Regions from separate parts of the Homo sapiens genome. Here region 2 is linked to region 1. A link is a contact called in ENCODE Hi-C or POLR2A ChIA-PET data. All regions are on one chromosome and are shown on one strand. Each heading gives the region's core, a stretch centred on a gene start or an enhancer-like site at or near the end of the contact. The rest is flanking DNA. Distances are from core to core; before and after follow the strand shown.

Region 1 (7,057 bases), core at 2,514-5,013:
GCCAGGCCCAGCAGCGATCCTGGCAATTTGGGAGACCAAGACAGGAGGATGGCTTGAGGACAGGAGTTTGAGACCAGCCTGAGTAACAGAACCAGACTCCATCTCTACAAATTTTTTTTTTCAATACTTAACTGAATATGGTGGTACCAGCTACTAGAGTCCTAGCTACTTGGGAGGCTGGCTGAGGCAGGAGGATTGCTTGATACCAGGAGTGTGAGTTTACAGTAAGCTATGATTGCACCACTGCACTCCAGCCTGGGTAACAGATCAAGACCCTGTCTCAAATTAAAAAAAAAAAAAAAAAGGCCAGGTGCAATGGCTCACATCTGTAATCCCAGCACTTCAGGAGGCTGAGGCAGGCAGATCACATGAGGCCAGGAGTTTGAGACCAGCCTGGCTAACATGGTGAAACCCTGTCTCTACTAAAAATACAAAAATTAGCCAGGCGTGATGGCACATGCCTGTAATCCCAACTACTCGGGAGTCTGAGGCATTAGAATCGCTTGAACCCGGGAGGTGGAGGTTGCAGTGAGCCCAGATCATGCCACTACACTCCAGCCTGGGCGTCAGAGTGAGACTCTGTCTCAAAGAAAAAAAAAAAAGAAAGAAAAGAAAAGCAGAAACCAATTTGGATATTTTAAGAGGAACTCAAAGGGGATTTATTATATAAGAGCTGAATGAGTGGAGAAGCCAAACAGAGAATAGCAACAGCAGGAAGTACTAAGGCTGGAAGACACAGAGTGAACGGAGCCCAGGATTCGGCATCACTGGGCAGATGCCGGAGCTGTTCACAGAGACACCACTCTTCCGGTAGCTTCCATGCTATATCAAGCCAGAGAGGACAAGGAACTTGAGAAGTGTAGTTCCCTGAGAGAGCTGATGGGAGCCCCGGAAGGCACGGAATGGGTGTGGTGGCAAACAGAGCACCAAGGGAGCAGGCTCCATGACTTTCAGCCCTGGAGGTGCGGCTCTGTGGCCCCGGGTGTTCTCCCAGGCCTCCTCTTAATCCATCTCATCCCAGTAAACCTCGCTGATGGGGACTGTGAAAGATGCCCCGCTCTTCTCCATGAGGGCTGGCCAGCTTTGGGGGAAATACGAATCTAAGTTTTCTGTTGTTTTTCTAATTAAGTTTTAAAAATAATTTTCAAGGAAGAAATTAACACCTCTACATTAGAACCAGGTGCCATATTTAAATTTCAAGTGGTTTTTAGTTTATCTCAAATGAATAAGTCTTTCTTTTCAACATTTAATATTCAAATACCTGTTCATAAAAATGCGTCTTCACCCTATTTTTGCCATATTTATTCCCTAGGGGATTTTCTTGGTTTGAGTCTTATGTTTAGCAGACACTTCAAGTCGACAAATTGAAATTGGCCGGCCATGGTGGCTCACGCCTATAATCCCAATACTTTGGAAGGCTGAGGCGGGCATATCACCTGAGGTCAGAAGTTTGATACCAGCCTGGCCAACATGGTGAAAACCGGTCTCTACTAAAAATACAAAATTAGCTATGCGTGGTGCATGCTGGTAATCCCAGCTACTTGGGAGGCTGAGACAGGAGAATTGATTGAACCTGGGAGGCAGAGGTTGCAGTGAGCCGAGATCACGGCACTGCACTCCAGCATGGAACACGAGAGCAAAACTCCATCTCAAAAAAAAAAAAAAGAGTTGGTGGGGGGCCGGGCACAGTAGCTCACGCCTGTAATCCCAGCACTCTGGGAGGCCAAGCCAGGTGGATCACGAGATCAAGAGATCAAGACCATCCTGGCCAACATGGTGAAACCCCATCTCTACTAAAAATACAAAAATTAACTGGGCGTGGTGGCGGGCGCCTGTAGTCCCAGCTACTTGGGAGGCTGAGGGAGCACAATCACTTGAACCTGGGAGACGGAGCGTGCAGTGAGCCGAGATTGCGCCGCTGCACTCCAGCCTGGCGACAGAGCGAGACTCTGTCTGAAAGAAAGAAAGAAAGAAAGGAAGAAAGAAGGAAGGAAAGAAGGAAGGAAGGAAGGAAGGAAGGAAGGAAGGAAGGAAAGAAAGAAAGAAAGAAAGAGAAAGAAAGAAAGAAAGAGAAAGAAAGAAAGGAAGAAAGAAGGAAGGAAAGAAGGAAGGAAGGAAGGAAGGAAGGAAGGAAGGAAGGAAAGAAAGAAAGAAAGAAAGAAAGAAAGAAAGAAAGAAAGAGAAAGAAAGAAAGAAAGAGAAAGAAAGAAAGGAAGAAAGAAGGAAGGAAAGAAGGAAGGAAGGAAGGAAAGAAAGAAAGAAAGAAAGAAAGAAAGAAAGAAAGAAAGAGAAAGAAAGAAAGGAAAGAAAGAAAGAGAAAGAAAGAAAGAAAGAAAGAAAGAAAGAAAGAAAGAAAGAAAGAAAGAAAGAAGAATCTCCTTTAAATTAGAAGGAAACTCTTAGTGTACTGCAGGATTCCTTTGCTAGGCTGAGCCCCAGTTGTCTGAAAGTCATTTGCCCAAAACATTTAACACTAACTCCTGAAAAATTCTGTACATGCTAAGAAGATCTGAACCACTTAGTGCAATAGGAATCTGCTAAAAAGCACCTAGGATAAGGGAAAACAACATAGAAAATCTGTATTTCTTCTTCTTCTTTTTTTTCCAAGACGGAGTCTTGCTCTGTCACCCAAGCTGGAGTGCAGTGGCATGATCTCAGCTCACTGCAACCTCCCCCTCCCGGGTTCAAGAAATTCTCCTGTCTCAGCTTCCCAAGTAGCTGGGATTATAGGCACGCACCACAACGACCGGCTAATTTTTGTATTTTTAGTAGAGACGGGTTTTCACCATGTTGGCCGGACTGGTCTTGAACTCCTGACCTCGTGATCCACCCACCTCAGCCTCCCAGTGTGTTGGGATTCCAGGCGTGAGCCACCGCGCCCGGCCGAAAAATTGTATTTCTATTCACAATGAGACAGGACTATTAAAACCACATGTTTATTTTTGGAAACTCTAATCTTCAGTAACTCTCATTTACAGTTCAACCACAATATGAAAACCCTTTATTATTTTATATCCAACTTTTATTATAAAAATAATAAATGCCCATATAAATATTTGGAAAATAAAAAGTATAATAATTCATGTTTTTAAAGCCATAACTTCAACATCTGATGATAACCTCTGTTAATACTGCAATGCCTATCTTGTGTGTGTGTATAAAACAACCTTGTAATCATATCACACATAGTTTTATATTCTGATTTTTATCATTTATCACTTTATCTTATGGATTTCTCCACACTAAAATGTTGCCCATTAAAAACTTATTATTATTATTACTATTATTATTATTTTGAGACAGAGTCTCTGTTGCCCAGGCTGGAGAGCCCTGGTGCCATCTCAGCTCACTGCAACCTCCGCCTCCCAGGTTAAAGAGTCTCCTGCCTCAGCCTCTTGAGTAGCTGGGATTACAAGCACGCACCACCACACCCAGCTAACTTTTGTATTTTTAGTAGAGACGGAGTTTCACCATGTTGGCCAGGCTGGACTCAAACTCCTGACCTCAAGCAATCCACCTGCCTCAGCCTGTCAAAGTGCTGGGATTACAGGCGTGAGCCACTGCACCCAACCTAAAAAATTCATTTTAATTGGCTCATGATACTTCATTGTTTGACAGTACTATAATTTATTAAATGATTTCCCTATTGTCAGACATTTAGGAACCACACTACAATTTATGCCTTGACAATCCAACATGAAAAGACTGTTTTTTTTTTTTTTGTCTTGAAAAAGGAAGTAACATCATCCCGAAAGAAGCTGGTATTTCCTCTTCTCAACCTCTGGTTCTCTCTCTTCACTGTCTCTGGTTTCATATTAACTTCATTTGAAGGCTTCTTCTTTTGCTATATTAAAGAATAGGAGTGAGAAAAGCAGCTACCACCTAGAGAAACTCTGACCAAAGGAGTGGCAATGGACGATTAATAAAATGATTATTTTAAAGATAAGCTTTGTTCTTGTTCTTTATAAATTGCAAGTCATGGCTGAATAATCATTTTTAAGAATATGTGTATATTTTTAGCCAGTTTTGGTGGCACGTGCCTGTAGTCCCAGCTACTCAGGAGGCCAAGGCAGGGGTATTGCTTGAGCCCAGGAGGTCAAGGCTGCAGTGAGCCATAATGGCGCCACTGCACTCCAGCCTGGGTGGCAGAGCAAGATCCTGTCTCAAAAAAAAAAAAAAATATATATATATGTGTGTGTGTGTGTGTGTGTGTGTGTGTGTGTGTGTACACATATATATTCCTTTTTAAAATATATATATATATATATATATTCTTATTTTTAAGATGCTTTAGATGAGTCAGTGTTCTCCAGATAGATGGATCCAATAGGATATATAGAGACATGAGAGGGGATTTATGAGGGGAATTGGCTCATGTGATTATGGAAGCTGAGAAGTCCCATGACAGGCCATCTGGAAGCTGGAGACCCGGGGATGATGGTAGTGTGGCTTTGCCCAAGTTCGAAGCCTCAGAACTGGGGAAGCCAATGGTATAACTCTCAGTCCGTGGCCAAAGCCCTGCGAACTCGGGGCTGGTGGAGGAGGATGCTGGTGTAAGTCCCGGAGTCCAAAGGCCAGGGAGCCTGGAGTCCTGCTGTCCAAGGGCAAGAGGAGAAGGCCGTCCCAGCTCCAGGAGAGAGCATGAGACTCTGCCTTCCCTCTGTCTTTCTATTCTCTGTGGTCCACCAGTCGATTGAACGTTGCCTGCCCACACTGAGAGCAGATCTTCCCTGCTCAGTTCACCAAATCACAATCCAGTCTCCTCTGGAAACACCTCACCAACACATCCAAAATGATGGTTTACCACCTCTCTAGATATTTCTCAATTCATTCAAGTTGACACCTAAAATTAACCATCACACTTAGAAATCCCTGTTATGTTGGCTGGGCACGGTGGCTCACACTTGTGATCCCAGCACTTTGGGAGGCCGAGGTGGGTGGGTCGCCTGAGGTTAGGAGTTTGAGACCAGCCTGGCCAACATGGTGAAACCTCATCTCTACTAAAAATACAAAAATTAGCTGGGCATAGTGGCGGGTGCCTGTAATCCCAGTTACTCAGGAGGCTGAGGCAGGAGAATCACTTGAACCTGGGAAGTGGAGGTTGCAGTGAGCTGAGATTGCGTCACTGCACTCCAGCCTGGGTGACAGAGTGAGACTCCATCTCAAAAAAGAAAGAAAGAAAGAAAAGGAAATCCCTGTTATGTGAGTGATGAGTTATGAATTCCACAGAAGGCTGTGATTAGGTATCTGTTTTGATTTATTTGGGATACCCATTGGTTTTCTTTTTCTTTTTCTTTTGAGACAGAGTTTTTCTCTTGTTACCCAGGCTGGAGTGCAATGGCGCAATCTCGGCTCACTGCAACCTCTGCCTCCTGGGTTCAAGCGATTCTCCTGCCACAGCCTCCCGAGTAGCTGGGATTACAGGCGCCTACCATCACATCTGGCTAATTTTTTGTATTTTTAGTAGAGACAGGGTTTCACCATGTTGGCCAGACTGATCTCGAACTCCTGACCTCAGGTGATCTGACCCCGTCGGCCTCTCAAAGTGCTGGGATTACAGGCATGAGTCACCGCACCCGGCCTACCCATTGGTTTTCTTGTGACCTTTTGTATTTTTGTAGTAGGCATCAATGATTTGGAGTGGGATTGGTCCTCTCGTGTGTGTGTGTGTGTGTGTGTGTGTGTGTGTTTATTTTGAGACAGAGTCTCACTCTGTCACCTAGGCTGGAGTGCAGTGGCACGATCATAGCTCACTGCATTCTCAAACTCCTGGGCTCAAGCAATCCTCCCTCCTTACTCCCAAATAGCTGGGACGACAGGCGTGTACCACCATGCCCAGCTAATTTATTTTTTTTTTCAGACGGAGTCTCACTCTGTTGCCCAGGCTGGAGTGCCGTGGCGTGATCTCGGCTCACTGCAAGCTCCACCTCCCGGGTTCACGCCATTCTCCTGCCTCAGCCTCCCGAGTAGCTGGGACTACAGGTGCCTGCCACCATGCCTGGCTAATTTTTTTGTATTTTTAGTAGAGACAGGGTTTCACCATGTTAGCCCGAATGGCCTCGATCTCCTGACCTTGTGATCAACCTGCCTCAGCCTCCCAGAGTGTTGGGATTACAGGCGTGAGCCACGGTGCCCAGCACCCCCCCTTTTTTTTTGAGACAGAGTTTTGCTCTCATGTTCCAGGCTAGAGTGCAGTGCCGTGATCCCGACCTCAGGTGATCTGCCCGCCTCGGCCTCCCAGAGTGTTGGGATTACAGGCGTGAGACACTGTGCCCAGCCTACCACTGCACCTTCTAATCTGGGGTTCATGTTACAAGTACAAAGGAAGATAAAGCAGTGAAAATTATGTCCCTTTTTAGGAGTGGAATTTGGATAGAAGACTCTTCTGCTGAGATGTTTGTAAACAACAGGTCACCTGCTAATTGAATAGAAGGATCTAAGCATTCCTTTGGGGTGCTACCTATGAGCATTGAACATCTCCTTCTTTCCACAGGAGCCATGTGCAGCTTGAGTATCCAGGGGTCATCCAGTCTGTTTCTTCTTCACTCAAGTCTACACTCTTTTTAAACACCCATCTAGAGGTAGAGCCAGAGGGGAGTTACATTTGGGAGGAAAAAAGAGAGAAGGGCTATGATTCATGGAGAGAACTGGCTCAAAAACTGCAATCCAGGTCAAGGTCACGGCTCCCAGCGTAAACTGAAGAGCCAGGGACCCTCGGCATCAATGGCTTGGCTCTTGGCACCGCTTCGGGTCAGGCTTAGTGTTGATACGGTTCATCAATTTGTTTTCAGAGAGCTGCCCCAAAGTCAGCAGGGTCAGTCAGTTCTAACCAGCAGGCAATCGAATAGCCAGCAAAGGCACCCCAGGGAGGGGGAGGAAGGAAGAAAGTAGGACGCCCGACTTGATCATGCTAATCCTTTAAGAACCCATCCGGCAGAGCCCAGTGTTTCAATCTTCTGCGCATATTAGCACTCAGCCATCAACCGACCCAACACATTTTCTCCTCATTTGCAAAATAGTTCTACAGACAAAATTGAAAAGCCATCTCTTTGGTTTC
Region 2 (7,057 bases), core at 1,796-4,295, 130 kb after region 1:
CTTCAGCAGAAGCAAGTGCATCTCTCAGGGTCCCTCAGCCTGGCACCTCATCCTTGAGGGCACCTCCATAAAAGGATGGAGTTGGATGGTTGGCCATAAGGAAGGCCCAGAAGGTGCTAACACGGATGAGCTGACATGGACCTCAGGGTCCTGCTTCTCTCCAAGTGACTCTGTCCCACCCACAGTGAAAGTCAAAGTTGCTAAGCCTGAAGTGACAAAAGAGGGCGTCGAGCTGCACCCAGATGCAAGTGCTAAGCCCCAGCGAGGCCCCTCCCACCCACTAGCCAGGTGACTCCCCCCGCATTAGCCTCGCAGCCTGTGCAGTTCTCTCCGATCACGAGTGCTCTGCACCTACAGAGCCGCTTACAAATACTTGCACCCTGAATGTTAAGCCCAAGGATGCCAAGGGCCTTTAGATAAGGTCACACTGGCTTCTGCAGTCTTTGCTCGAGCCCTGTTGGAATTCCCTGGCTTTTGGCTGACAGGTTTATCTAGTCCTCTACCAACTCAGGTTGTCTGAACATCTCCAAACCAGCAGCATGTGAGCAACATGTAAGTCACACAGCCCCATATTGAGCAGGACATATTCAGATTGCATCTAGCCTAGAGTAAGAAGAGGGCATTTTTGGTTGGGTGCGGTGGCTCACACCTGTAATCCCAGCACTTTGGGAGGCCGAGGCGGGCGAATCATGAGGTCAGGAGTTTGAGACCAGCCTGGCCGACATGATGAAACCCCGTCTCTACTAAAATACAAAAAATTAGCCGGACGTACTGGCAGGCGCCTGAAATCACAGCTACTCGGGAGGCTGAGGCAGGAGAATCTCTTGAGCCCGGGAGGTGGAGGTTGCAGTGAGCCGAGATCTCGCCATTGCATTCCAGCCTGGGCAACAGAATGAGACTCCGTCTCAGAAAAAAAAAAAAAAAAAAAAGTTGGCGGGGGGGCATTTTTCCCAAGCTCGGTTCTGTAGAGAGTGGGATGCTCTATCCTGTCCCTGGAGCCCCTCTCTGTGTCTAGGGTGGACTGAAGCCCCTGCCTGCATCCTCTCCGCCACCACCCACCCGCACTCATCCACACACAATCTACTCCTTATTGCCAGGCCCTTCTGAAGCCCAGCATGGCCATCTCTAATCAGGTGCATGTGTTAGGAAGCTGTCAGGACTTACTGGCATGCATTGAATAAAGACTGGGTATGGGTTGTGCCCACGCCTTTCAAATAACACAGCTGTTGATCCCAGAGTCCCACTAATCATTACCAGGGATAGATTGCACGGCCACTTCTGCTTGGGGTGGCCCTGAGCTAATTCATTAAAGGGTATGTGAAGTGGAAGATAGTTAAGGTAAAGGTAATGCCAGACCAAAAATGAGTTCCGTAGTAAGGAGCACTCTTCAGCTCAAATATAGTCTTTTAAAGCTGGAAGGAACTTGGAGACTGTCGGCTTCCACTTTTTTTTTTTTTTTTTTAAGCTGAAGAAGCCATTCTTCCAGTATCAGTTTACATAGAATTCCAATAAATAAAACAGCTAAACAGAGAGCTCTTCTGGAGAATCAGGAATGGGCACAAGTAGCCCATTCATCCCCACTCCTGCCATCCACCTCCTTTGGTGCCTCCATTAGGAAAACCACAGCCCTTACCCATCCTTGCTGTCGTGTACCCATGGGCACCGGCGGCCAGGGAGGCAGTGTGGTGCTTGGGAACGAGCTGGCAGGCAGAAGCCTCAGTCCTGGGAAATGAACTAGCCTTACTGACCCCAGCTTCACTCCTCCGTAAAAGGACTATAATGTCCACCTCAGGGAGATGAATGAAATAGTAAATGAAATATTATATGTGAAAGCTGTAGTAGATATTCATTAAGCATTAGTTTCACTTCCATTTTTGTCCAGTCACAGAGCTTTTTTTTTTTTTTTTTTTTTTTTGGAGACAGAGTCTCTCTCAGTTGCTCAGGCTGGAGTGCACTGGCGGGGTCTCGGCTCACTGCAAGCTCCGCCTCCTGGGTTCACGCCATTCTCCTGCCACAGCCTCCTGAGTAGCTGGGATTACAGGTGCCCGCCACTACACCCGGCTAATTTTTTTGTATTTTTAGTAGAGACGGGGTTTCACCATGCTAGCCAGGATGGTCTCGATCTCCTGACCTCGTGATCTGCCTGTCTCAGCCTCCCAAAGTACTGGGATTACAGGCGTGAGCCACCGCACCCGGCCTTCTTTTTCTTTCTTTTTGAGAAAGGTCTCACTGTATTGCCCAGGCTGGAGTGCAGTAGTGCAATCTCAGCTCACTGCAGCCTTGACCTCCCAGGCTCAAGCGATCCTCCTACCTCAGCTTCCTGCGTAGCTGGGATGACAGGCATGCACCACCACGCCCAGCTAATTTTTGTATTTTTTGTAGAGTCGGGTTTCACCATGCTGCCCAGGCTGGTCTCAAAATCCTGGGCTCAAGCCATCCTCCCACCTCGGCCTTCTAAAGTGCTGGGATTACAGGTGTGAGCCACCGTGCCCGGCCATCACAGAGCTATTATGTTGCTCTTTCTAGATCTACTTGAACTTAGCAGTTCCCAGTCAGGTTCACAGTGAGTTTGTCAGTGGTGCAATTCTACAAATAATGGATTCACCTTGAGATCTGCTTTTATTCAGTCTTTTTTTCCTCAATAGTACATGTTTCTTAAAGACTATTTGAAAAATGTATAAAAGTAAAAGGAAGATAACAATTATTGAGCCTCACCTCCTAAACAAAGCCACCATTTACATTTTGGTCTATTTCCTTCCAGTCTTTTTTTTTTTTCTTAATGCATACACTTTATGGAACGTGAGGAGACCATTGTTTTGCTTTGATCTTTCTTGCTAAATCCTACCTTTCAAAACAAGCCCATTACAGAGAAGAGGAACAGATGTTGCCCAGCTTTTTCACTGTAACTGTAACATCAAACCTTCCCATAGCTGTAAACACTCTTCTCAGATGAAGCTTGTAAATTATGCCATTTTCTGGGAAGAGTCCCAGCCTTAAACCAGCTCCTTTTTCCTCAACTAACACTTGCCAAGGCCAGCCTGAATCTTTCTGCCTTTTATCCACATTAGTCACGGCCTTCTCTTTTCTAGTGTGGATTTGTGGTTTGGCTTGGTGACCCTCAGCTCACAAAATGAGTTGCAAGCAACTTTCTCAACTTTCCTAAATAGGCAGACCCCACTTAGTAAACAGCTTGTCCAACACTTCTATCCAAGACCACTTCTCTTCCCCTCGCTTTCCAGCCCCCATTGTGGGCTACTGTGCCACCGCCATAGGGCCAGGAGTGGGAAACCTGGGCCCTGCAAAGGAATTTATGGATTTACATGTAGAGAGAGGGAAGGAATTGTGAAAAACAGGAATAGCTTAGGGGAAAGGGTCCTGGAGTCCTAAGAAGGAAAGGGAAGTTCAGAGAAGAAGGTGAAATAATACAAACTTGACCTTTAAAGTGTTACTCAGCTGGGCACAGTGGCTCATGCCTGTAATCCCAGTACTTTGGGAGACCGAGGTGGGCGGATCACAAGGTCAGGAGTTCAAGACCAGCCTGGCCAACATAGTGACACCCCATCTCTACTAAAATTACAAAAATTAGCCGGGCATGGTGGCATGTGCCCGTAGTCCCAGCTACTCGGGAGGCTGAGGCAGGAGAATTGCTTGAACCTGAGAAGTGGAGGTTGCAGTGAGCCAAGATCGTGCCATTGCACTCCAGCTTGGGCAACAGAGTGAGACTTCATCTCAAAAAAAAAAAAAAAAAGTTCCTGAGGGTCAAGCCTGGACCAGGAAACCAAGAGGAGAGACTCAACTTCCTCCTATTTTTTTACCCTCATACACCCTCTGACCTTTTGCTTCTATGACCCGAGCTCTTGTTTTTGCTTTTGGGCTGATTCAGTTACATTATAGGCTCAGAGAGCCTTGGGTAGGCTAATCTCCACTTACTGCATCAATGAAAAATGCATTCTGAGTTCCAACTTGCCAGCCCAGGAGCTTCTAGAGCACGACCCACTGGTGAGTGAGAGACTGCAGGTGTTGTATGGAGAACTAGTCCTAGAATTGTCCCTATGCATAAGGGAACCGACACCAGCCACCAAGTGCTCTTTACTTCCTGAGATCTGGATGTGGGTTGGTATTTCTGTACACATGGATCCGACCAGAAGAAAGTAGGAGAGAACCTAGTAAACTTGAGATTGGAGGTTATGTGAAATCACCAAACTAGATGATTCCAGCAAAAAGAGTTTCTGTGATGTGTGTGTAGGTTCACACCCCTTAAGATAACCATACTTGACTGTATGATAGTCGCAGGAGTCACTTACTTACTACAGATGCATCAGAGACCATGTGATGAAGAAGATGGCTTCCCAGTGGAGTTGCAAGGTGCCTCTGGGGGGTGTGTTTTTAAATTGTCAACAGCTTCCACATGGTGTTTATATCCTTAACTTTTGGCATTGGGGGCATTCAGATGAGGTCATCCGCTTGGGTCCATTTCCTGAGTGTTGATCATTTTGCGACACAGAGAACAGCGTCTTCTATTCTTAGAGCCTTCAAGCCTAAATGCTCCCTGCCTGGCTCCAGGCCCATGCCCCCTTCCTCCCCACCCACTTTCCCCAGAAAATTTTTGTTGTGGAAAATTACACATTCACAAATTGTGTTTCTTTCCTCACACCAAGCATATTCCCACACAGAGACAGATTCTGGAATGATCTCATGGATGACTCATGCCATTATCTGGCTGTTTATAGGAGCTGCCTTTAGACAAAGATTTGGTCATAAGCTACGTTAAGACCCCTTCATTGTCTGCCAGTTGCCCTTGCAGGGGATGGCTTATGGCTTATCGATGGAGTCCTGAGTGGGAGTGGGAAGGGACTTCTAGACTAAAAGCTGCTTTTGACTTCACTTTTGTCCATCAACTGTGGACCCTGTTCCATTGTCTCTGAACTCTGGAGGCACCTTCTGCTTGATGTCAGCAAGCAGGCCTGGTCCAAGATGGCAGCTGCACTGTATCGGAAGGGCAACAAACGGGACTCTTAAGCTAAGGGGAAGACTTGTGTCGTCGACTTCCGGCCCATGTGTAATCTCTTAATTAAAATTTAGCTCACAAGTGGTATTTCCTTTCGTAATCCAGCTTTCAGGCTTTGCTTTAGGTGCAGGAAATCTCTCACTCCTTATTCTCTTTGAAGGGTCTGGAAATCCTGTTAATATTTAATTGGCTTTTAAATTATTGACACATCAAAGTGTTCAACCTATTGTTGTCCTTTGAAGAGCTAGCGCCTAGTGGAGCTCCTGGCAGGTGTTCCAAGTTCTTGGGCTTAGAGCACCATTAGAGAAAGGATGGTGGAGAGAAGTCAGGACCACTCCATTTTGGAAGCAGAAAGCCTTGGAACCTAGTTAATTGGATCACACTTTTTCCATCTAGTTTCCAGGTGTTAGATATTTAAGTCTTGTCTTTTTTTAAGAGAGTAATATTAATTAGTTCATTGATCATGCTCCCTGAGGAAAGGGCCATAGCTTGAACTTCTTGTTATCTAATAGGGAATCTTGTTTTCCTGTCAGAATCTGTTTCATGCATTATGGCTCAGTGAGCAGCTGGCTGGGCCTCTGCCAGGGAGCCACAGAAGAGGAAACTAAAAATCATTTTGCCTTTTACAAAAGATGAAGTCCAGAGTCGGCCGTTTTATGATTAATAATGACCTAGGTATTCCCCTTTGGCCCCAAGATAGCTAGATTAGCCACCTGCTTTGATCAGGTGACTCCACAGCTGTGCATGTGTGCTTTGTGCTGAAGAAGCCAAAACTAAGACAGGGGTCCAGGGGTTTCTAACAGTGAAATTACAGGCATTCAAGGAGAGCTACATTAAATTAATTTTGGTGCCATCCTATGAAGGATGAGTTTACACTCCCAAAATGAACCAGCCTGTTTTTCTGCTCATTGCTTAACGGTATAACTGCTGCTTGGCTGTCTCCCCAAATGTGCTTTTACCTCCTGTTTTAATCCCCACCCCCATCTTCTGAGTCCCTCCCTTTTACCCCCTCCAGTCACTCCCACTCCCCCACCCCCGTGGGCCAGTTTTAAATGTCAGCCTTTGTTTAAAAAAAAAAAAAAAAAAAGTATATATCTTTGTGCTGGATTTTCAGTGTGCTTGTTGCCTACAGCCTCTGCAGAAGTTCACAAACTTGCACAGAATGTGAAAGCAGCTCCTCTAGGTACATGTGGCTAAGCTGCAGCGCTACCCAGGACTGTAGAGAGAAGGAATGACAACCTTGCATCGTCCACAGTTCCTTGCCAGTAGTTCAGTTAGGGTGTCTGTAGAAATGAGATCACTTCCTATAACCTGACTAACCGTGTTCACCTCTGAGTAAAAGCTGCAACATTTTAACCTAATATACACAACTTTAGACAATATTCATGTGTAGTATTTGAACTTGCCTCTATGCCATTTTTAAAAGGAAGTGGAATATAAGTAAATTAGTAGGGCCAGGCACGGTGGCTCACGGCTGCAACCCCAGCACTTTAGGAGGCTGAGGAGGGCGGATCAACTGAGTTCAGGGGTTCAAGACCACCTGGCCAACGTGGTGAAACCCCATCTCTACTAAAAATACAAAAATTACCCGGGTGTGGTGGCAGGCGCCTGTAATCCCAGCTACTCGGGAGGCTGAGGCAGGAGAATCGCTTGAACCTGGGAGGCAGAGGTTGCAGTGAGCCGAGATCGCACCACTGCACTCCAGCCTAGGCAACAAGAGTAAAACTCCATCTCAAAAATTATTAAAAAATAAATTAGTATTTGAACACTAGATGTGTCTGGGAAAAATCTGGCTCTTTCAAAGAAAGTGAAAACTTCAACTTCAGTTTGCTTTTAATTACTTTCAGCTGCAGTTCGACATTCTCTAGCTCTATTTCCTGGTGCTGGAGAGTTAGTGCTGGCATTTCAGCCAAACAGATATTTCTATTTTTAATATACCATTTTAATGAGAATTCAGAACAATGATCTTAGAAAATACCAAGATTTCATCACACTCCACTGGGACTTCTGCTTCATTCTTTCTCACTGGAGTTTTTAAAAGATTCTTTT

Evidence for each region. A loop is a pair of places that touch in the nucleus more often than their neighbours do. ChIA-PET counts read pairs that join two places held with the same protein, here RNA polymerase II (POLR2A). Pooled maps may share reads with other maps.
Region 2: a pooled map shows a loop between it and region 1 (2.6-fold over the local background). The contact joins two enhancer-like sites. A Hi-C loop is called at or near these places in 4 of 50 pooled maps. POLR2A ChIA-PET finds 5 or more read pairs at or near these places in 3 of 52 experiments (BJ, Panc1 and activated CD4-positive, alpha-beta T cell).

Annotation. Positions count from the first base shown.
Region 1 is chr18:23,087,773-23,094,829 of GRCh38, forward strand. No RefSeq gene overlaps it. Among named protein-coding and RNA genes, the nearest start is that of CABLES1, 44 kb to the right of the region's middle. Within about 2 kb of position 3,764, at least 3 of the 41 ENCODE cell types and tissues checked have a DNase peak (open chromatin) inside an H3K27ac peak, as active enhancers do.
Region 2 is chr18:23,222,671-23,229,727 of GRCh38, forward strand. The region is part of intron 4 of CABLES1 (Cdk5 and Abl enzyme substrate 1); the gene reads left to right. Among named protein-coding and RNA genes, the nearest start is that of CABLES1, 91 kb to the left of the region's middle. RefSeq lists an enhancer at 3,983-4,082. Within about 2 kb of position 3,046, at least 9 of the 41 ENCODE cell types and tissues checked have a DNase peak (open chromatin) inside an H3K27ac peak, as active enhancers do.